Regions from separate parts of the Mus musculus genome. Here all the other regions are linked to region 3. Evidence: chromatin loops called from intact Hi-C (ENCODE). Cell type or tissue: left cerebral cortex. All regions are shown on one strand. Links, peaks and the distances in the headings refer to the core of each region. The heading gives the core; the rest is flanking DNA. Region 1 overlaps Synrg (synergin, gamma). Region 2 overlaps Synrg (synergin, gamma). Region 3 overlaps Ddx52 (DExD box helicase 52).

Evidence for each region. Peaks named below come from ENCODE experiments on the same cell type or tissue, not always from the same donor. Only the 100,000 strongest peaks of a DNase experiment are listed, where the experiment ranks them.
Region 1: it touches region 3 in a loop (2.1-fold over the local background); 2 of 42 quality-filtered maps call a loop at or near these places.
Region 2: it touches region 3 in a loop (2.0-fold over the local background); 3 of 42 quality-filtered maps call a loop at or near these places.

Annotation. Positions count from the first base shown.
Region 1 is chr11:84,027,144-84,035,002 of GRCm38, reverse strand. All of the region lies in intron 18 of Synrg (synergin, gamma), which reads right to left. Among named protein-coding and RNA genes, the nearest start is that of Dusp14, 37 kb to the left of the region's middle. In left cerebral cortex, for the core only: a CTCF peak has its summit at 2,771 (motif pointing right); a DNase peak (open chromatin) is centred at 2,800.
Region 2 is chr11:84,005,805-84,013,663 of GRCm38, reverse strand. It overlaps Synrg (synergin, gamma), which reads right to left. Exons shown (of 20, transcript NM_194341.2): 13 at 4,114-5,046. Among named protein-coding and RNA genes, the nearest start is that of Synrg, 45 kb to the right of the region's middle. In left cerebral cortex, for the core only: a CTCF peak has its summit at 4,470; no DNase peak of the experiment used is centred there.
Region 3 is chr11:83,957,815-83,965,673 of GRCm38, reverse strand. Ddx52 (DExD box helicase 52) reads right to left here. Exons shown (of 15, transcript NM_030096.2): 14 at 6,141-6,227; 15 at 2,586-3,924. The coding sequence ends at 3,867. Synrg (synergin, gamma) reads right to left here and starts at 1,243. Exons shown (of 20, transcript NM_194341.2): 1 at 1,128-1,243. The coding sequence starts at 1,198. In left cerebral cortex, for the core only: no CTCF peak of the experiment used is centred there; a DNase peak (open chromatin) is centred at 3,526.

The DNA of each region.
Region 1 (7,859 bases), core at 1,744-4,243, 70 kb before region 3:
CTCAGACGCTGCTGTGAATTGCAGAGCTCTTACCCTATGGACAGAGTTTTCTGTTTTTATAGAGACAAAATCCTTGGGCTACAGAAAACAAAGACTTTTAATATCTTTCTGCTGCCATTGTTTAACATCTAAGTAGCAAATCAGTGTATCTTTCTTTTCCTTTTGTCACAGTTTGACTTAAAATTGCTGTTAAATTGCTGACTTGAGTTTAATTTTAAAAAATTAAATGAATTTTGGCTTGGGATTAGCATAGCATTTCATTTTTGTTGTTTCTTTTTGTTTGTTTTGTTTTGAGAAAACAAACATACAGCCTTATATAGCCCTGGCTAACCTAGAACTCACTATATAGATCAAGCTAGCCTCAAACTTATAGACATCTACCATCCTTTGCATGTGCTGGGATTAAAGGTGTGCATACCCTACCTATTATAGAATCTCTAAAAAATTTATAAGATAGCCTTAAACATACTTCAGCCATTTTGTACCTCATGTTTATGAGAAGTGTTCTCAGCACTGACAATTAATAAGTCAAAATATTGATCAACTATGAAAAATGAAAATCTCTCTACTCTATCCTGTAGAATCAGACATTCAGCCCAGACGGAATTCTTTATGAAACATAAAGGACCACAATCATCCTGCTAGTATGCAAGCTTGCTTATGTCTGTAATAATTAATAAAATCACATGTTCCACCAAAAGATGATTTAAAATAAGTGTCTTTATGATTTACCAGCAGTAAACATTTGATTTCATAGCTATCTTATGTACTTATATACATAAAAATTCCTCAGGTAGAAAGGAGTTGTGGGCAGATAGTGTAAGGGAATGTGTTATATCTGTCCTGCTTACAGAGCCAAGTCCCGGAGTCAGCTGGAAGGTAAAAGCCTGGGTGCTTAGCAGTGATACACATCTACTGTGGTGTGCAAGAAAATGAGCATTAGAGAAAGAGTCTGGTGGCAGGCAGTGTTCTTTGCCAACATTCACATTCTCCCTGGACAACTGATATGAAAAGCTTTCTAGCCTCCTTAAGATTAGGCACGGCTATGTCACCCGCGTGGCTGACATAACTGTGTCACCTGCACGGCCAGTGAGTCACGTATGACACTGCTGGAAGGAAGCCTTTGAAACCAATCTGTAGGCTCAAAGGTTAAGAGCACTGGTTGCTCTTCCAGAGGGTTTAATTCCCAGTACCTGAATTGTGGCTAACAAACATCTGTAACTCATTCCAGGGACTCTGACTTCCTCTCCTGGCTTTCCTGGGCACCAGGCATGTGGTGCACAGATATACATACAGGCAAAACACCCATACATATAAAAATCATAATAAAACTCATAGGCTATTTTTCATGTTCCCTTGACCTTCATGGGTGCCTAGCTACATTCCATGCGATTTAGGGAGTGAACCTGGGTGCTGAGTGAGGACAGGCTACACAGCCTCTCTGCCTTGAGAGGGACATGGGGCTTGAACAATAAGCAGGCCTGCTTGCTTGAGAACACTAAGACTGGAAAGAAATGTTTGTTACCTCAGCATAACCCAGTCTACTCTGACAGATGAAAACCTAGACACGGGCTCCAGAAGCAATTCTAGTTGTGGAGCATTCGCTTGGTTAGTGCTTTGTACACTACTGTCCTTGCTGCTGTAACAAATTATCCAGAACTTAATGGCTTAAAAGAACATGGCTTTGGGCTGGAGAAATGGCTCAGTGGTTAAGGGCTCTGACCACTCTTCCAGAGGACCGGAGTTCAAATCCCAGCAACCACATGGCAGTTCATAACTGTCTGTAACTCAAGATTTGACACCCTCACACAGACATATATACAAAACAAAACAAAATTAAAACATAAATAAAAATAAACATAAATAAATTTAAAAAGGAACAAATAAGGCTTTACTCTCTTACAGCCCAGAAGTCAGAGGGCAGATGTCTGCAGTGGACTGGCAGCACTCGTGCCTTCTGGAGCTCTGGAGGAGAGAATCTCTTTCCTTGCATTTATAGATTTAGAGGTCACCTCTAGAAATGTCCAGTACTGTGTATTCCTGGCTCTGGGAGCATCTGCCACCCTCTCTCCATCTCCACTGTCACGTCATCTTCACTCTTACCTCACTACTTCCTGTCAGGACACTGTGATGACACGGGGCCCACCCAGCTGATTCAGGGTCATTTCCTCAAGCTCACACCCTGAACTCAATGATCCTGCCTGGGAAGTTCTTATTGCCACATGAAGTAGCACGGACGATGACACAGGTGCTGGGGTCACATGGCATGTCATCAGCTGAGGACACAGTAAAGATGCCATCTTTAAAGCATGGTGCTTTTGAGAAGAGCAGGGTGTGGGGGATGCTGTCATCAAAGCACACTGTTCTCCTGAGAGTTCCACAGCACTGCGGAAGTAAACACTCTGAGATTGCCATTTCTTCACCCTGGAAGGAATTACTGAAAGAGCTGTATCATGCCGGATGAACAGCAGAATCAAAGGGTCTGTGTGACTTCTAGCTGGCCACAGACCTGGAGAAAAACTGTCCTTTTTCTTCTATTAGGTTTTATATGCCAAACATTTGCTTCCCAGGGCAGAACCATTTCTTTGATCTAATACATCCAAGAGATAAAAGCTTAGCTGACCTCCTCTCAGGCCTGGCCATCAGAGTGTCCTTGCCTCACTGGAATCTGGCCATTACAACATCCCTACCTCACTGGAACCGGACCATCAAAGCATCCCCACATCACGAAAATATACAGCCTTCCCACAGAGAAACGCCTGCCTCTACCACAAGAGGGAGCTCCAGTCCACAGTCACCCTGAGCTTTAAAGAGTTTTTTTGCTATGAAACATTCCGCTTACTAAGATATGAAGTCACACTTTGACGCTGAGACTCTGCACTTTGCTTTACTGAGCACCGGAATGATGCGCACTACACGTGGGGCCTTTTTTAGGTGGGAAAAGCAGTACAGCGGGTGCTCTATTGTTTGCTTCTGTTATTGTCTGTTTTGGGGGAGCTGGGGAATATATCTAACTGAGGCTGCAAGTATACGAAGCACATGCTCAAAAACATGATAAAACAAGACAAAACAGAAAACATACGGTCTGCCACTGAGGGAGCGAGATAGATTAAAAAATCCAGATTTTAGTAGTTTCAATTAAATTTTGATGTTCTTGAGCCTTGATTTCTTCCCCTATAGAAACGAACGTTATGGCTAGGGAGATGGCTCAGCAGGTAACAGTGCTCCTCTTGTGTTTAACCCTGGAAGCCTCAAAAGGCTCAGTGTGGTGGTGAGAGCCAGAATCCCAGCAATCCTATCGTGAGGTGGGAAGCAGAGACAGGACACTCTCTCAGGAGCTTGCTCTGGCCTGGAGTTCACAGTGTAGCAGCAGAACAAGGGAGAGCGAGCCTGCCTCGGTAAGGCAGGCAGTGAAAAGCAAATCCTAAAACTGTCTCTGACCTCCACCTGCACGCCATGGCACCCACACACTCCCACACTCCCGTCCGTCTATCAGTCTGTCTGCCTGCCTGCCTGCCTCTCTCTGTCTCTGTCTCTCTCTCATACACACACAGACAGAGATATTTTTAAAAAGAAATGGGGATGACACTGACCTCATAGGCTATTACCTGGATTCAGTGAGAATGGAAGTGAAGAATGTAGTATAATGTGAAGCAGCTCTGTCTTAGTGTTCTACTGCTGTGAAAAGACCCCATGGCCACGGCAGCTCTTATAAGCTATGTTACAGGTTCAGAGTTTCAGTCCATTGTCACCATGGCGGGATGCAGGCAGACACAGTGCTGAGATTTCTATATCAAGATCAGCAGGACAACAGCAAGAGACACACTGGGCCTGGCTTGAGACCCACCCTCAGTGACACACTTCCTCTAAAAAGGCTATACCTACTTTAACAAGGCTACTGTACTAATCTTTTCAAATAGTGTCATTCCCTATGAGCCCGTGGGGCCATTTTCATTCAAACCATCATAGGGTCCTAGTTGCAAACACGAATGGTAGCCATCAGTATTGGCAATTAAGAACGAAGGGGCTCTGAATGGAAATGTGGTCCCTTCAGGAGCTTATTTACCCCAAATCAAACAAAAGCTGAGTTCAAATCTTCTGTACTACCTCAAGCCCACCCCTCTCTAGTAATGACCTGCTGGCTTTGAGCATCTCAGCCAGAGCTGCTGGGTCTGCAGAGCTGTGTTACTGCTGGACTGAAGTGTTCAGATGTTAGGGTTTTACGCTATCGATGTTATATGGCTTTCTCTGTTGGTTCTGTTGCAGTAAGGACTTCTTTGTGACAACCCACACGTTATATTTCTGTGGGATCCATGCCTTTCCTCCTGCAGTGGGAACTTTGAGTTAAGGTTTATAGACTGAGGACCCATTTACCTGTTCTCAAGAGGAAATGACATGCTGGTCTAGGAAAGTGTCTGAACAGACAGCTATCATTGTTGTGTCACAACAATCTGTTTTAGAAAAAAAAAGAAAAAAGCAGCTGTAGCCAAAGAGCATGGCTAGTTAGGAAGTGAGCGCTTGTGCTCACATATACTCTGTCTGCATCCAGACACCGGACAGGTGAGATAGGGAAGCTATGCCATTACACATGGCTGAAAAGGCAGGCCAGTTACCCTCGAGAGTCTAGATGTGGGTGCTGCGAGTGAATGCTTGCAAGCAGAGTCTGAGAAGGCGTGACTGTGGGGCCCCTTCTCCATTTACCTCACATTTTGGTCCTGTAGAATTGGAGTCATCAGATGTGAATGGGGCAGAACCTACTAGGTAAATGGGCCACAAACTTCCTTCAAAGTAACAAAATCAAACTCCATGTCTTCTTTTTAAAACTCTGGACAAGGGCTGGAGACATGGCTTATCGGCTAAAGAGCATTGGCTGCTGTTCCCAGAGGACAAAGGTTCAATTCCCACACCCACGTGGGAACTCACAGCTGCCTATAACAATAGTTCCATTGGACCCAGCACCCTGGCACAAATATACATGCATGCAAAACACTAACACACATAAAATAAAAATAAATCATTAAAAAAATTAAAAATCCTGGACACAAGTGATGCTTGGTGTGAAAACTTGGAGAGACTGGGATGAGGAAGTTGTCTTGGGGGATGAACTAGTTCACATAGTGACAGGGCACAGGTGATACAGACGGGGCTATGCATTTGTCAAACTCAGCAGAAGGGCAGCCACTCAACTCATGGTGCAATGCTACTGAAGTTTTTACATTTTACTGTGTGTGAACTCAAAAGTGGCCTGGAGTGACAGAGCAGAGCCTAGAAGGCAAGTTCTTTGCATGAACAGTGGCAGGACCCAGGAGCCTGGGAGTTGGAGAAGATGAAGGGAAATGGGTCCTACTGCCCCCAGTGACAGAACGAAGGGGGATGCTTGCCAGTCATTCCTCACCCTGCATGGAAGGACAGATGCAGGATGAGCTTGGACAATGCTCTGAGGCTTCAGGGACACTTTCACTTCTAAGAGCTCAGGGCTTTCTGATCCAGTCAGCTTTCTCCAGCAAGGCCAGCAGAGCAGGGCTGACTGGAAGGAAGGATAGAGACCTAGCTTTCAATGCTCACCGAGGACTGACTCCCACTAAAACAAGGAACCCTCAACTCTAAATGCCAAGTGGGAGGCCCGTACATTGTGCCGCCATCTTGAGAGGTATGTCAAGGGCAGGTCCAGACCTGAGGCTCACAGTGCGCATGACAAGCTCCTGGGGCTTTTCTCGTTAACATTATTCTCAAGCTTTCATCCCCAGCAAAAGCTTTGCATAGCTTTGGTGTTCCCACCTCATCATCCTTTTCAGGATAGGAAGACACACAGAGCATGCCTGACGCCTCTCGCACTTCCCTGCCTCAGGACAGGAAGATGGCAGAGGAAAGAAGTCAAGTTGCTGTGTAGATTAAATGCACATGAAAACCCTGATGCACAGTTTGGCCAATTGGATAACCCAGACGGCTGAAGGAGAAGTGGCCACGGCACCAAAGGGGGTTTTGGGAAAGGGCTTGAGTATATGAAAAAATTTTCTACCAGAGCAAAGATTTACTTCTCACTACAAATGCAACAAGTATCCACTAAAGAGAACGACAAAATACTTATAATAAACATGAGATTTTATCATTAAGCACAACCCACTGGCAGCCTGCCTCCTAGCCATGTGTTGATAGGTCTGTTATTTCACAAGTGCTTCCTGACAAAATGCCCAGAACACCCTGACTGAAGGGCCGCATGTGTTACTTCACCAGCTCTAGCTTTCAGGAGGTTTCCCATTTTTCTCTTTTATCTGAAGGACAGTGCTCTGCACTTTGCTAGCTTCTGGTGATTTTACGTTTAGAGCAAGTAGAGAAGTTTACTCCAAAGCGCAATGATTCTGGACGTATGAGTCCCCTGACACACTTGGTGCTTACAGGGCTGCCTCTCAAGTACTGGGCTCAGAGGTGCCAGAAGTCCTTCCTGATGTTGCTGGCAGCAGTAACCAAGCTTTCCCTGACGATCAGGTTTATCTTTATGCTGTGAACACAGTGATCCATGGAAGTCAGCACAGTGGAAGATGGGTGACAGCCAGGGGGAGGACCAGCATCCACAGATCACCATGTCATTCCTGTCTGCCAACACAAGGAGATCAGCAGTCTCAAGCTCCCACCAGAGCTAGCCGAGCTCTCAATGCCACGCCTCCTCTGCTATGATGGACACCATAGTCAGGGAGCCAAACACCCCTTCTTCCGATGAAGCATCTTGTTAGAACAACAGGAAAAGAAAGTAATGAGGAAAGCATCACGAGACCCGGAGAGAGGTGGGCCGAAGGCACCCACCCAGGAAGGGCTGCACTGAAGGGCACTAGGGACGCCTTCTGGGGAGAACTATGCAGAACTCAGCATGAGAGCAGCCTCGTTCAGCAACAGGAAAGCTCTGCACTGAGCTAAGGCTTTGGAAGACCATGGAGGCCCACTGCAGGATTTTAAATGGGATTTAAATGAAACAGTCAGATCTATGGTTTACGAGGACCAGTCAGGTAGTTGCACAAAGAATAGACTGATAAAGGCTTTTTTAAAAAAGAGAAAGAAAGAAAAGAGCTAGGTAGGGGTGTGTGGCTCAGTAGCAGATAACTTCTCTAGCCTTCATGGGCCTTGAGGTCCATCCTTAGCACTGACAAAGGAAAAAAAAAAACCTAACCAAACCAAACAAAGCAAACAAACCAGGGCAGTGCTATCTCTCTGGCCCTTCACTTTACTTTAATGATGCAAAACCAGAAGCAATGAAACGATAGTGAGGTTTGCTGTTTAGGACACAACGGGCAGCCAGGGACCACCAGGCTGTCAGCTGAGAGCACTAAGAATTCCTCCCTTCTGCTCAGAGGGTCGCAGGTTAACTGGAGGACTAGTAAATGACTTAGAATACAGCCAGGCCTCTCATGAACTTAAATGCTTCCTGGAAAATGCTGCAGCAGCCATGCGGACTGCATGCATGTGTGCGCACTCTGGCCTTCTTCATCGGCTTTGGTAGATTGCAACACCCAGAGGGGATCTAGTCATTTGTTTATTCAGAGTAGAGCTACTCATAACATGGAGAAAAATGAGTCCAAGGAAAATAATTATAGTGGTGAACGGACGGTCACATGATGGTCTTCCACATAGCTTTCTGAAGAATGCAATGGGGCATAAACAGGTCAAGTGTGAGGGGATAGACTCAAACCATTACTTTCTGGCAAAACTTGCATGTGTAAGAATCAAGAATGACTGGCCCTGGGAAGGCTCAGTGGGCAAAGTGCTGGCTGTGTGAGTGTGGGGACCTAGACCAATATGGAGCCCAGAGTGATAAAGCCACTTGTCTGCACTCAGCTATGATGAGAAGGCTGAAGACCCTGCAGAAG
Region 2 (7,859 bases), core at 3,378-5,877, 47 kb before region 3:
GTGGGATGTCTCATGCCCTGACAGAGACAAGCATTAGCCAACCATATCTTACCTGGCATCAGGATTAAACAACCACAGTGTTATTGGAACCTAGACCACAGAATACAAGCACACACACACACACAAAGGATATTGTGTTCTTATGCTGCTAAAACTACCTCCCTAAAAATAATATAGTGTCTAGACACAATGAGTTGCTCAAGGAGTGACAGTTACATACAGGGACAGTCTCTTCTGCCCATCAGGGAGCTAAAGCACCTGGTAGACTGCTCTCTGGCGTCAGAGACTCTACTGACAAAGGAAGCCAAGGCCTGGTGGGGGGCAGCGTCCTGGGGGGAGCAGTGCGGCTGGCTGGCTGCTGGCGTCTCTAGCTCGAGGCTTTTTTCCCCAGCTTGTTAGCAGCACAGATGGTCGACAGGCAGAGCACTCTGTACACAGTTTTAACGGTAACCTCCCTCAACTTTCAACACATACACATCTCAAGTGGAAGGCCTGGCTTTTCTGAGAGTAAATTTCACCTGACACACAACTTTTTTCTTTTCTTGGGTGGCATATCAAAGTGACTTCTGGAATCCTACTCAAAATTCCCATTTTCAGGAATTCTTAAAAACAACAACAAACCCCAAATCTTCAAATCATGTGTAAAAAGTGGAAGCGCTGAAATCAATGCCTTTTCCCTGAAATCTTTATGTGTTTTGGGTTTGTGACCGGAAAAAGAATTCTGTCCCCACGGCTCCTCATTCTCTCTTCCCTCTACAATGGAGCATGTAGTTTCAAGTCTGGATACTCACTGCTAACCTTCACTGGTCTTTGAGATTTGCATTAGTTAATTAATATATTGATTGATTAGTTGCAGTGCTGGGATAAAACCCCTGTGCTTTGTAAATACTCTACCACTGAGTCAGGCCAAAAGATGTTTTCTTAAGAATGGAAACAGTGTCAAGTTTAGTTCTCTTGTTCCGTGGGTTGTTTTAGCTTCAGCACTTATTATGGTCATGTGTATGACGTCTCTAGTGGTCTGTGTGGCACACGTGTGCCAGGTGTGGGTGCACAGGTCGGAGGACAGCCCAATTGCTGTTACCTCCTTCCAAATTCTCTCGGGGCTTGTTTGCTTGCTTTTTGGTTTTACTGTTTCAATATATCCTCGGCTCGTCTTGAACTCACAATCCTGTCTCAGCCTCACGAGAGGCCGAGGGGATCACTGGTGTGTGTCTCGCTCCTAGCTAAGCTTTAGTCTTGCATTGCTGAAGACTGTGAAGAAGATGTTTCTACATGTATTCATTTATTTGGTGCTGAGATTAAACAAGCATTTGTGGATGCTCGAAAGCATGTAACCAACTGAGCTCAAGAGCTTAAAGCTGCACTTCAGTTCTAGGCCACATTAAGGACTTCTGGGTCTACAAGGGGCAAAGGTTAAATTGTATCCCTGCTTTTTTAAGAGGGGAAAAAACCCCCAAAAACCAAAAAAAAAAAAAAAAAAAAAAAAAAAGTTTCAAGGGACACTGTGACTTCAATTTGATACCAGCCAGGTATTTCTTTGGTCTAACTGAAAAACACAAATTACACACATCCCCACACTTTCAAAATATGCCAAAGAATCGTTTATTAACACAGGACTTACAGATCGCAGGAGAGAGTACAGAAGAGCTAGAAAGGAAGCATCAGAGTAAGCATGCAGCCAGTGTTTGCAGAAGAGGAGGATAAAGCAAGTTCCCAACGACACATTCACACACAAGTGTCTCTACTGAAAAGACATCAGAAAAGCAGCCCAAAATAATAAGGCGCTGATTAAAATACAAAGATTTTCCATGTCAAAAAGAGCTACTTCACAGGCAAGTAGCCCCAGAGGGCTTGCTGGCTCTGAGAAAGTCACAGATCAGAGCAAGCTCTTGCTGCCAGACAAAGGAGCTTAAAGACCAAACACCAAGATGCTGCTGTGCCAGAGAGAGTAAATTTAGGGGGGTGGGAAAGCAGCCTCTTTGAAATGATAAGCAGCAAGGACTCAAAGGGTTAAATGTAATGATATGCAGAGAGAAACCAGGCAATGTTATTAGTATATCTATCTACCTTCATACAAAGAATTAACAGCACGGGTCAGAGAAGTATCCCCTTCAGAGTTAAGTTAGGGTTTCCAGGCAGGATTACGGTCCAGGGACAGTAACCATCCAAGTTTTTCTTTTCTTTTTTCCCCATCAGCCCGCTTATTTCTCCAGGATGTCTCAGACTAAGAGAGCAACAGATTCCACGGTGAGCGAAAGGGTAAAATAGAGTCACAGCGCGCTGAGGCAATGCCTGCGCTCACCTCTCCAGTATTTTACTCAGGCAGCAATCTGCAGTCTTGCTCAGCAACACATTAGCGTGACAGTCGGCATCAACCCATCTTAACAACCGCTCTGAAGGAAAGGATACTGCTCCTCCCCCAAGGGAGGTTTACAGAACAACAGAAGGGAACAATCTGCATTTAAGGTCTCCTCCCTTTGAACAGAGCTGTCTCCAACATGACAGGTTCCATTCTGGGAATGTTCCAAACATACAGAGAGAACACGAGCGAGTGAGCGAGTGAGCGAGCACAGATTATTTAACAGGTCCATTGGAATGAACTCAGTCAAAAGCCAACCTCCCCTTCCCAAAGAAAAGGTGGGAAAAAGACATCCCAGACCTGGATTAACTCATTTCACAAAGATGTGGTTTGGCACTGTGAAAGAATATAGATTCATTTTCAGAAAAATAGCCTCTAATTAATAACTTCAGAGTCCAAAAGGCTAGTATACATGTTGTGAAATTGTTTTTAAATAAAAATCAAATGTCGTTTAAAAAACAATGCCCCTTTGCAACCAAGTGTTGTGGCTCACGCAGCTCATATTAAAAATAACAAAGCATCCTATCAAACAAACAACACTGAAGGGGAAAATATAAAAAATGAAAAGAAAAAAAAAAAGGAGAAAGTACTAGTGATGGGCATCAGGAGCTGAGCCAGCCTGCTGCATCAGGCAAGCCCTCAGCCGGCAGCAGGCAGGACGGGGATCATCGCTAACTGCGTCCCATTCAAACCCAGCATAAGAAACTGCCAACATTTCAGTAACAAAGGGCGCCATTGCCAGTTTGAAATCTGCGGACTCCACAGCACTTCACAATGTCTGCTGAGTCTGTAAACGTACAATGTCTTACCTGTCCCTCTCAGGTAGAGAAACGAACCCTGCATGTGCACACTACATTTTCTAGAATAATACAGTAATACCGAGATAGTTCTCATTATTAAAGGCCACAAAGTAGGTTTATCTTTCTATATACATATCAAAAAAACAAAACAAAACAAAACAAAACAAAATAAAAACTAGGACACTTGGGAATCTAGTTCTTGTGACACAAAGTTAGACCCGAGAATAAACTGCTACATGTAAAGCCACACAGGGTTTAAAGAGGGCTCTCTAGAAAGAGGTTCTCACACATCAGAAGTTAGTAGCTACCCTAGCCTATCATCTACAGGGTTATTACAACTTAATACTGGCAGTAACACTGCAAAACTGTAACACTGAAAACAGGTCTGCTCCCCGCCAGGCCCTGACCCACAGAGCATCCCTAAGTGACCTCTTCACTCTTCTCAGGGGAGCTGGCAAGCTGAACTACAAGTGTGGGGAGTTCGTTCACTCTCTTGGCCTAGTCAGAGTCGGTTTCTGTAAACCAAACAAACACTGTCTTAGCAACCCTAATATACCAAAGAGGAGACAAAAGAGGAGGGCAGGCACTGCTAGTCCCTCTCACAGGCATGAAGAAACACTGTACACACTGCCAAATTCTTTATAAAACTTCTGGCTGTGTGGGGTTCACTGAGCAGTGGGTTCGTATGGGCCTCTGACACCAAGTGAGTATTGGCGTCAAAATAAAAATATCTTGGCTATCCAATCTAAGCTTCAGAGCTGTCAGAGTACCCATAGGTTAAGGTTTCAGTAACACCATGTTTAACACTGCTTCAAGCAGATGACTGCAGGTTAGCTCTTCTTAGAGATCTGAGGAGGTAACAGGCCAGAGCCTTGGTCTGTCAGTCAGACAATACCCAGAGTCCTCTCTGATATCTACATGACCATCACCAGAGCAATCTCACCAATTCCTCACCTGCGGCAGGAGGATGCTGGCCACTAACTGTTGGTAAATCCAAAGAGCTATCAGACATGACATGCTTAAGATCTCCTCCCACATCAGCCAATTTCATGTCAAATTGAACAGAAAGTGCATCTTCAGAGTCCTCCTTGCCAACACTGCTGCCACCGATGGAGGGGAGGTCTAAAGACTTCACCGAGGAGGAGTCTTCTTTGGCATGTCTGAAAGCCACGGCTTTCTCTCCCAGGGATTTGTCTGAGCTCGTGGATGAGAATTTACTGGAGTGGAAGTCGGCAAAGTCATCTTCACTCTTGGTGGAGGAAGTGTTCTCTTTGAACTCCTCCATGGCCAGCCCAGCGCCCTCTAGGGACAGCTGTTTGAAGACATCATACTTGGTTGCCGCAGCAGGTGGGTGCTGTGCCCCTTCCACAGTGCTGCTGGACAAGGGGCTGGGACTCACTTCCTCCCTGAGGGCTTCATACTTGTCACTTGCTTTTGGCTCAGATGAAATGGAGCTGTTACCGAAAGCCATAAAATCTGCAAAGTCGTCCTGCTCCCCAGCAGATGCAGGGTTTGAATACTCCCCAAAGAGGTTGAACTCTCCAAAATCATCTGCCAAACTAGAAGTTTTAGTGGATGCCAGTGCTGCTGACGCTGCTGCAGAGCCCGCTGGCTGAGGTCGAGTGGAAACGGACTTTGCTGTGCTAAATGTAGCTGAAAAGGGCACCTGTTTCTCGCCACTGCAATCCACTGAGGAGAACATATCTAGATCTTCTAAGTTCAGAGGGGTTTTCACCTGTGTCTGTGTCTGCTGTGCAGCTCCTGAGGCAAAAGCTGATGGGAAAGTGTCTTTTGTGGGTGGCTCTAGGGGTGACACACTATCGGCGGTCTTGAAGTCAGTGAAGCCATCATCGGTTCCTGTGGATCTGAACTCGGCAAAGCTCTCTCCTGAAAAAAAGAAGTGCAGTTCAGTAAGGATGCAGAGCAGAAGACCATGTGGCACACGATGCATTAAACCAAGGTAAAACCCTGTACACCCATCCTTGGCTCAATGGTAACCACAGTCCACAGCCTTGTGTCTCCATTAAAGCCAGTGATAAGGAAACAGGCAAGCACGGCTCAAGACTCTCTCCTCCTCTGGCCAGAACTGAACCAGAAGCTGGAGGATTCTGAGAGGCACACTGAGAGCTGCCCACTAAACATGAAGCATTATAATGTTTTAAACAAGTTCAAAGGTATCAGTGAAGGACTCAGAGAATCCTGCATCTGGTATTCAGAGTGTACAACTCTGAACTACTAAGCACTTTAGAAAGATTTAGAAGCTGGGCGTTGAGTCACACACCTTCCCAGGACTTGGGAAGCTCAGGTAGAGGGATCACAAGTTGAGGCTAACTTGGGCTACATGACTAGATCAGCTCTCCAACATACCAACCAACTAATCAGCCAACCAATGAACTAACCATCATCAACAATAAATAAACAACCTCATTACTAGATGCTAACAGTGTAGCTCAGTGCCCACTGGCAAACTCATGCATGACACACACTGACACCCATGCACACACACAGGAACACAAAATATTAGAAAGGATACAATGTAGTCTTGCTCAAGTACACTGACATTAATCGGATGTTCTTTTTGTAAAAATCTTTGAGAAAATAACTACTTATCTGCAAAGCAAGTTAAGTGCTCATGTGGAGGTCAGAGGACAGCTGTGTGTGTAGACTCTCTCTCTCTTCTCCTTTGTTTTAAATCTGAGATCTGAACTCAGGCCATCAGGTTCTGCAACATTTTTATCCTGTAGGCCATTTTTTTTCCAGCCCCTGAGAACTTAGTCTTTAAACTTTGGAACCATGATTCTTAATAAGATTTCTACTCTTCACTCATGTCTAATCTTAGCACTTACAATTATAATGTCAGGATGTAGATAACCTCAGTTTTCTTACAATGTTTGAAGGCCTACAATGAAACCACTAGGATAAGCCATTTAATGAAAGCCAGCGATATACCAACTGTGAGTATTGCTATACCAACCAACATCATTTAATATCTATTAACATGATTGCCAATTCTGGAGATTAAGAAATAAAAGCCTAAATTTCTCTGCTACTTTACCTCCACTCTTTTTTTGTTTTCTTTTAGGTTTTGAGACAGGGTTTCTCTGTGTAGCCCTGGCTGTCCTGGAACTCACTTTGTAGACCAGGCTGGCCTTGAACTCAGAATCAGAGATCCAGATGCCTTTGCCTCCCAAGTGCTGGGATTAAAGGTGTGCACCAGCATTGCATGGCTTCCGCGCCCCCACCCCCTCAAATGGACAGTCTACTTTTGTAGTTCTGATTGGCTTAGAATTCACCAGACAGACCAGGCTGGCCTTGAATGTATAACCTCCCACCTCTAACTCCTGAGTGCTGGGATCATAGGCACACACTCTCATCAATGTTTTAAAAAACTGTTTTTCCTAAATGATCAAACATAGATGCATAATGAACCATAAAGTGTACTTAAAAGCCAAACCTTAAAACCAGTTTCTAAAACTGCCACCAAGGAAGAGATGGGCTTTCAACCTATCGGGCCTCATGCATGAGCTACACTTTAATTTACCAAAGAGAAAAAGCACTGGAAACAATGTAATTTTGCTTTTTAATCTGATACTGAATTTATTTACTAGCAAAAGCCATCAACACAAATCCTTCCATAGTATAGAGAAATATGATAAACAAGAGCAGCCTATTTCAAGTTTCCTATAATTTTTGTATTTAAGACATGACATAAGTCAATTTCACAAACTGACAGGAAATACAAATGTGAAAACTACCCTAGGATTTACAGATGCGTTGTCGATGACATTTGTGTTATTTCTATAAATGAAGATATAATTAGTAGTAAACTTTTTTGGGGGTCATTTTTGGTATTTTGAGGCAAAATACATGGTAGCCCAGGCTGACCTTGAACTCATGGCAATTCTCCTACCTTAGCCTCATGAGCGCTATAATTAAAGGCATGGGATACCATGTCCAGATCATGGCCTAAATACAATTTTGATGTGTTGCTTTGAAATATCTGTGAAATTGACAGGTTTTGATTTTTAAACACAAATCGCACAGCAAACTAAACTTACTGATGATGAATTGTAAACTTCTCCATCAGAACTGTGAACTGGGTGAAAGGGTTGAAGGGAATGAGAAAGGAGAGGGTTTATAACTCAACAGCAAAGAGAATGACGTCAGCAAGTTAACTCGCTGGAGTGACTGTTGCCCCTCTGGAAGCTTGTTAGTTGGCTCTCAGATTCTTTTCCAGTTCCTCCTTTGATTTTTGTAACTTTTTAGGCCCTGAGAACATTTTGAAGGAGTATTTAGCTAGAGCTCCAATAAGAAGTATCCTTTCTTTATGCTGACCACTGTTCAAAACTTACATACAGCGTCTGGCTTAACCTGTGAGGAGACATGAAGCTGTCGCGCAGCAGCGCAGGAGACTCATTTCTGAATGAGGTCCTGCAGAGGCCCCAGTCACAGCACTCCCCCATCTCTCTTAGTTTTTGGCTCCAATTTGTTCTATTGCCAAGAATGACCTGTGTTCCTCATCCTCCTGCCTCCACTTCCCAAGTGCTGAGAGGAAAGATCTGGACCTCAAATGGTCCACCTCAAGGAAAGTTTTCAAAAAGTTTAGGAGAATAAAACTCCCAAATTCTCCCACATTGAACAAAGTTAGTAACTCAGAGGGCTTTAAACCAAGTGATGTGGAGAAAAATGCAGGCAAGCAA
Region 3 (7,859 bases), core at 2,076-4,575:
TGGTCCCATTATTACTCATACATTTGATTAGATTAATAGAATGCCACTTTAGAAATTGTCATCCTGTATATATTCTGCAGGCAAAAGCAATTTCTAATGCTCACTAATGAAAGACCCCAACGAAACAGTGACAAAACCAGAGGAGGAAGGAAAATGTTTTAAGTTTAAAGTCAAAGACTGTAGAGGAAGCAGAAAACCTGGCCACACACCGTTGCTTTATTCAAGTGACTGCTTTTTTTCCTTCCGTGAATGAGTGTGTGTGTGTGTATTCACAATATGCACCTGAAGGAGACGGTTACTTTAAAATCTTTTACACATTTGAAGTGTAGGTGATTCCAAAATTAAACTATACATTAAAAAAAAAACCCAAATACTTCGCTTTCCAAAGATAACTTAGGATATTTAAAAATAAAAGCTAATTTTATCTCGGAATGTGTGTGCTATATGTCAGCTAATTAAATAAACACAAACTGAGTCATGATAGAAAGGGGAGCAGACTTTCTGGAATCAAACATTTTGTCAAATGAAAATGAACTTGAGTTACAAACACCCCTTTACCATTCTGGATACAGGGAGCATAGCCTAAAAATTATCTGAAATAGAACAAAGAGCAGATTTTTATTTTTAAAAGGAGCTCAATAAAGTCTGGAAGCTTTTGTTTTAAGAGGAGCATACTGCTCTTGGTCAGTGAATTTTCTTTGTTTCAAAATGTCTATTTTAAAAGGAGTCAGACAAATGTTTTTTTCTACTAAACGGGCTTTATCTCAAGACAATTACTAATTCAAAGGTCTTCAGATTTTTCTATTTGTATGTGAAGAAAAGAAAAAAGGACTGGACAGGACGCTCTATGAGAGGAAAGACAGTACTGTACAGTCTTAAAACGGTTCCTCCAGCTTTGCGACTAGACCGTCACAGCCTTCGCTCCGACAGCAGCTCGAGCCCAGCAAGCCTAGCAGGGACTCGCGGGCGCTCGAGGCCCCGCGGCAGGTGCGGTGGCGCCTGCACCCGAGCGCGCTCCCCGCGGGTCCCCAGGACGCTCGCGCCCCGCAACCGCCGCCCCTGCGCCCGGCCCCACCTGCCCACCCCGCCGACCATGGCTGCCCACTCCGCCCGCCCCGCCGACCCACCTGCCTGCCCCGCCGGGCCCCGCGCCCGCCCCCGCCGCGCCGCTGGCTCCGGCTCCCGGCCGCAGCGCCATCTTGCTCGGGGCCGCCGCCGCGCCAGCAGCTGTCAGCCGAAGACAGGCACTTCCGGGGCAGACACCGCCCCACCAAGTCGGGGCCGACGACGGGGCGGGGCTGCGCGCCCACGTGACTTCATGGCCCCCGGGCACGAGCGGCGCGCCCCGGTGGCATTCTGCAGGAGACACAGCACTGCGGCTGGTGTAGTTAGTTTGCAAACCCGGATCTGCACTAATGCACACAGTAGGTCCTGATATAACCAGATGATGGAACACAGGTGCTTTTCTGCTGTTCCTTTACACAGCAGTCGGATCCTAGAGGGCCTTTACAGCTGTTTCCCTTGGCACTCTCTCTTCAGCATCTATTACAGACACTGACAGTACCTTTTACTTAAGTCAATCTAGAGCATACATGGACCCAATACACACGAAGAGGATATCCTCCAAGGTGCCCTACTCATGTGGTCGGTTTTGCCATAGTGAGGCACCGTGAGCACATGCTGAACCTACACAGGGTATTTTTACTTTGACACCTCCAACCCTAACCAAGCTACCTGGAAGTAAAATGTGTTGAAAGTAAGTTTGTTAAGCTCTTAGATAATGGATCAATCACAACCAGTCCCTGCCACTTCTTGCCTTACAGCTTTCGCTGAGACAATTATAATAGGTTATTAGTTTACTAGACCAGTTTTATGTGCATTTAATAGTCTGATGTCCCTGAGTTATTACTGCTATTTTAGAAATGAGAAAAAAAAATCTTGAAAGAAGTTCTTGTAATATGCTCAGATCTTGGAGCTGCAGTGTGTCCACACCAATATGTCCTCAAAGTCCTTGGTCCTTTAACTAGGACCACGCCCACTATTTGTGAGATCTGTTTTCCTTGTTTGGTCTTGTTTACTATTTCACTTTTCCTCTTCCCTGGTCAAAGCTAGCATTTATATAGGAGAGTCCTTACTGATATGTATAGGAGTTTAAATCCATTCCTGACCCTTTTTTTAAAAAAAAAGCTGATACAAGTTTTGTAGCTACTTCATGGACTGGGTGGTTGCTCAGAAAAAATAAAGAGAAAATAACTGAATGGGGATTATCAACACGATCTGTTACCATCTCTATCTGCATCCGTCCAAGGACACTCCCCACCTGTGTTAAGAGTCTTGTTAGGATGCTTTGAGATCACAGCCCCATACCACATAATCGTTTCTATACTTCATCACTGCCGTTAGTTGCTAAAGAGTGGTGCTGTTAGCATACAAAGCTTCAGACACAGAGATAGGCACTTTTACTCTTAAAACACAGGAAAAGCTGAAGGTCTAAAATGAAAATGCAGCCGCAATGGTTTCAAGTGTATACCCACTTCAGGATATACACTGACTCAACTCTCTGCAAGAACAAAACAATTACAAACTTTTAGTTTTTATTCTCTAGAGCAGTTTATTTAAATGAAGCCTGATTTTTTTTTTAAATCTTTATCCCATCTATTCAATATCAGTCTCATGTCTGTATTCTCAGCAGTAAAGGGGCTGAAACAGGAGGATTGCTGTGAGTTCCAGGCCAGTCTGGGATACAGAGATCCCTTTTCAAAACAAATACACATTTAAAAGGAGGTCTACTGTGCTGATTTTAGACTAAAGTATCAACTGCCTAGAGTAAAGGAAACAGGCTTAATTCAGTTGCTGGCAGTCACTTATGTTGTAGTCCTGTGGCAGCACAGGCCCTGAGAAATTCTAGGCTCCAGTCTTAAGTGCTTCAACTTGTACCAAGCCTTTTTTATTCCACTGTACAAAGCAGGTAATTAAGGAAAACCTGCATACTGTGCACTGCCTTGGTCCAAATGATCACAGTTCTCTGTGGAGGGTGGCTGAAGCCCATCAAGTCTCAGCAAAGATAAGCATCTGAGACAATGAAACGAGGTGTATCGTGTAACGGGAATGTTCTTCCTCATCAGGATAGGATAGAGTGCTATCTGCTTTCAGGCAGTCATCTTGGTGGAAAGAGACAGGAAAGAACATGGTTAAATGATGGAGAATGAAGTCAGACAGGGAAAGGCTGATCATAACCTTACAGTTGCAACATTATGACAGCTAAGCATAAGCTTCCTCCCCAGTGCAGTACAGGTCAATTTCAACAGGCTCAAGTTTCCAATCCTCTGGAATTTGGATAACCACAGATGGGGGACCTCCTTACTGTGGCTCCTACCACAAAGAAACACTAAAGGGAGTGCTAGGCTCCTTCCTGTGTCTGGCCTGTGCTGCTGCTCTTGTTTGCATCCCACACAGCGCTGGCTCTCCATACACACAAGTGTGGATGGTGCACTCAAACTCAAGGTTTTATTTTAAAATTCTGTTCCAGACGCCTCTCCACAGCATGCATCACACTTTCCTTCACACTTGAAGGGCAAAATCCTTAAGAGTTCACCACACTTGGGTGTTATTTTAGCATCGGCTCTTGTTCTTCTATAAGAAGTATCTCTCTGGATTCAGGCAGAAATGCCAATGCCTGTTATTTTCATTGTATAAATCCCACCTACAAAGTGAAGCTTGATGCATCACTACATCAGAACCATTCTGTCCTCTCATATCCTTGTGGATTTCAAATGTTTGGTAAAGATGGTTGTAAGTACTCCATGAGAATCCATGCCAGGCTCATAAGTTACACTGCAGGGATTGCCTTCTAAGGTATTTATTTTTTAACTTTTCTCTTTGAGAGTTTCTTTCTTCTTGCTGTTTTGGCCAGCAACCTTTTTCCTATGAAAAGGAAGACATACTGAATTAGAAATTCCATATGAATTTACTTCTATAACCTAACCGAGGCTAAATAAACATGTGCTAAAAGTTACCATACAGCAAAGCATCCGAGGAGCTGGGAACAAAGATGTTTCCTACGTCTTGGTCTAGCATTAAAATCACTGTCCATATGAAAAACGTTATAACCAACTACACTACTACATAGCACAAAGGAGAGAGTTTGGTCTTGACCCAGTGGTTCTGTGGTAAGTACTGGACACTGCTGTTAAGTGTTGTTTGCACATGCACTTTCAAATAAGACAACGAGGCAGAATGGATAAAACCTGCTGGTCATCACACATTAGACAAGCAGCTTGCCCAAGTCACCCAAGAAAGTTCCTATTAGAATCAGTTTTTAGGCTCCAAATCCAAATCCACCCCTCACCACACCAGGCTGGGTCTAGACACTGAGGGATCGGGTCCCAAGTTTAATGTGGAAGCTGAGCTGAAGACATAAACTTATACACCCCAAAGCAACCTGTGTCTGTAATGGAGAAAGGAGCATGAACTAGATCATGATAGATCTTGTTCTTATGTTTAGAAAGACGGTCTTTAAATTAGAAGCAAATGGAAAGAAAGCCTTAAGGGTATGGTTGATACCACAAGACTTAACCAGCACTTCCAAGGCTGCTTGTAGCTTAGTTTTAATAAGCCCAAAAGAATGCTATAAACACAAAACGTTTAAAGTGCAATTATCCAAATAATAATAATAATAACGATTATTATTATTAAAGAAAAATACTGCTGTATCCTATTCAAATTCAATGATCTCCATGTTATGCTCCATCTGACCTTCAGGCTCCAGAAAAGCCTCCACCAGCTTCTATTCAGTACCCGAGAGACATCCACTTGTAATCTTAATTTAATCTCTGACAGGTGCCTAACAGCTTTCATGAGATTCCAGACAAACTACCTGCCACACAAAAACTCTACATACACATAAACACACATGTATATACACACACAGCCCTACAACACTGTATTAAGAATTCATAAAACTGAGGAAGTACCAGTGAAATTTAAACTATTAAGCTTCCAAATCTTTGTAAGTTTGTAGTGTATTCCTCCACACTCACTTTCGAGAAAACACAAAACTCTGGGACACCCTGTGCACTGCCAACACCTGGAGTGAACTTTGTATTTCCACAGCTTTAGAAAGCTGTGCAAGTCTCCTGTTCTGCTTACAAGGGTGGCACAAACAGTTTCATGTGATTGATCACCTTGTTCGTTCTAAAGACCTAAATCTCACGTGTCCTTTGACACATCTATCTCCTTGAAACCTCCTGTAACTGTATCAGCCCCCAAGACCTTCCTTATATAAATTCCTTTGTTTAAAGTCATCTAATGTTCTCATATGACCTGTTTTACATGCGTATCTCTATCTCACCAGCATCAAGTTTCCAGTGAACTGTGCTAGTCTATGGAACAGTCCACCTAATGGCTTTCCCACCTGATTTAAGGTAGTGGAAAGTAGAATTAGCTTACTTCCCTAGGATGCTAACAACACCCTTAGGGAACACACATATACACACATGTACACACACACACACACACACACACACACACGAACTGAAAGAGTCTATTAGAGCACATGCTATTCTAGTACTGGGAAATTAGTGAAAAGCATCACCTTCTTTAATTAGGAGAATGGACTCAGAATATTCTGGCAACCCCCTACCAAAACACGTAGCTTCCTAGAATAGACAACACATAACTGTATGTGTCCCACAAGACCTATGCTAAGTACTCACCCCCTTCCCAAAAAACCCTCCTAAGCTAAGCAGTAATTTTCAAAGGATACACTGCACCTCTGCATAAGTCTAAGATTATAGGAAATCCTGCCCAGGAGACAGAAGCTTCAAGAAAGTTTTGATCAGCATCTGTCAATGCTCCTAACTGCTGGCTTTAGCAGCGAGGCCTAATGCAGACGGTGCGGAGTGTGAGGTGCAATTCTAATCCACAGTAAACCTTAATCTATTTTCAAATACGGCGGGAAATAAGAAAATTTCAACACTAAAACATGCAAACTCCCAAATCAAAGGCATTCTGAGACACATTTTTACCATACCCTATAGTGGATTACCTATGAATTCATTTTACTTCTTTCTGTAAATGCCTCTCAAGGAAAGCCATGCCTACTCTAACTATAGCAGGTCTCTTACCAGCTAGGTACTTACTGTTTAGCTTGCTCTAAGAAGTACTTTGGAGTTGTACAAATGCTCTCCCTTTCCAACGGCTTCTTAATCATTTTTTTCTTTTGTTTGCTGGAAGTTAAGAAGTGAGAGAGGAAATAAAATAAACACAAGTTCATTTAGAAACTAAAGCTGGCTGAGGCTCTTCTCATTTCAATGGCCCAGATCAGCTGACAGCACTTACAACTGTTTCAGGAAAACAACCTTAAAAAAAATCACACTGGCTGTGATTAAAGACATTCTGGGACAACCTCATGTTCTATGTCAATAAGCATTAAAGAACCTGACTCCAGACAATTAATCGTTATTAATAATTCTAAGCATATTTCACTCACTGAATAGTTTTTAAGAATCCAATTTCAAAGATGAAAAAGCTGAGAAGGAACTAATACATTCTAAAGTAAAACGTTTACTTAAAAAAGGCTTTAAAGGCACACCACTGTTGGCATTAGAGTATGTTGAGGAGGACAAAAATCTAGAGTGTATGAAAGTAGTTTTTGAAAGATTCTACCTCACTAGCAACAGGTGTAAGCTGCAACCTAAATGGCAGGCAGACAGATGCCAGGTAAAATGTGGGAGGGGCTCTAAGGAAGGGAAGTTCTGACTAAGAGACATTGTGCAAAGTGCAATACTGCAAAAAGACAACACTGTATGATTCGACTTATATGAGGCACCCAGGAAGTAAGAACCAGAACCAGGAAACAAAACAGTGTTGCCAGGACTAGGAGCGGGGGAAGGCAGGAGCTGCTGTTTAACGCACACAGAGGTGCAGCCCTGCACCAAGAGTCCTGGAGACAGGTGCTGAGTGCACAGGACTGTGAATGCAGTAAATGTCACTCAGCCACACACAGCCCTTCACCTTCTCATGCACAGAGACTCCTGCTCGGCAGAGACTGCTCTGCACTCTGGCCCTCCCAGCATGCAATCTGTGACACAAAATTTCTTTAGCAATGCTGGGCAGCAGCAGAGAAGCAGAGCTCCAAGGAAGTCACTCAATAATGAGTGAGAGAGAAATACTCCAGCAAGGTGTAGTGATCCATGCCTATAATCTCAGTAATTACAACAGTCAAGGCAGAAAGACTGCTGTGAGTTTCAAGCCAACATAAGTAAAGAGTGAGATCAGCCGGGCGGTGGTGGCGCACGCCTTTAATCCCAGCACTTGGGAGGCAGAGGCAGGCGGATTTCTGAGTTCGAGGCCAGCCTGGTCTACAAAGTGAGTTCCAGGACAGCCAGGGCTACACAGAGAAACCCTGTCTCGAAAAAAACAAACAAAACAAAAACAAACAAACAAACAAAAAAAAACCAAAACAAAAAAAGAGATCCTGTCTCAAAAAAACAAAGAAACCACATAGATTCATTTTCTACCTTTTTTTTGGGGGGGTTGGGGGGGGTTTCAAGACATAGTTTCTCTGTGTAGCCTTGCCTGTTTGCCTGTCCTGGTAACTCAGGCTGACCTCAAACTCAGAGACCCACCTCCCTATGCCCCTGTATGCTGGGACTATAGGCATGTGCCACCACGGTCTAACCCATTTTCTACTTATAATAATACCTTCAGTTTACAATGAGCTTAGATGATCTTAAACCTGTTTTAACTCAAGAACCATTTCTATGTAAGATTAAAAACATGGGGCTGGAAGATGGCTCAGCAGTTAAGATAAAAACAGGAAAAAGTTTGCCTGGCATAGTGGAACACACACCTTTGTA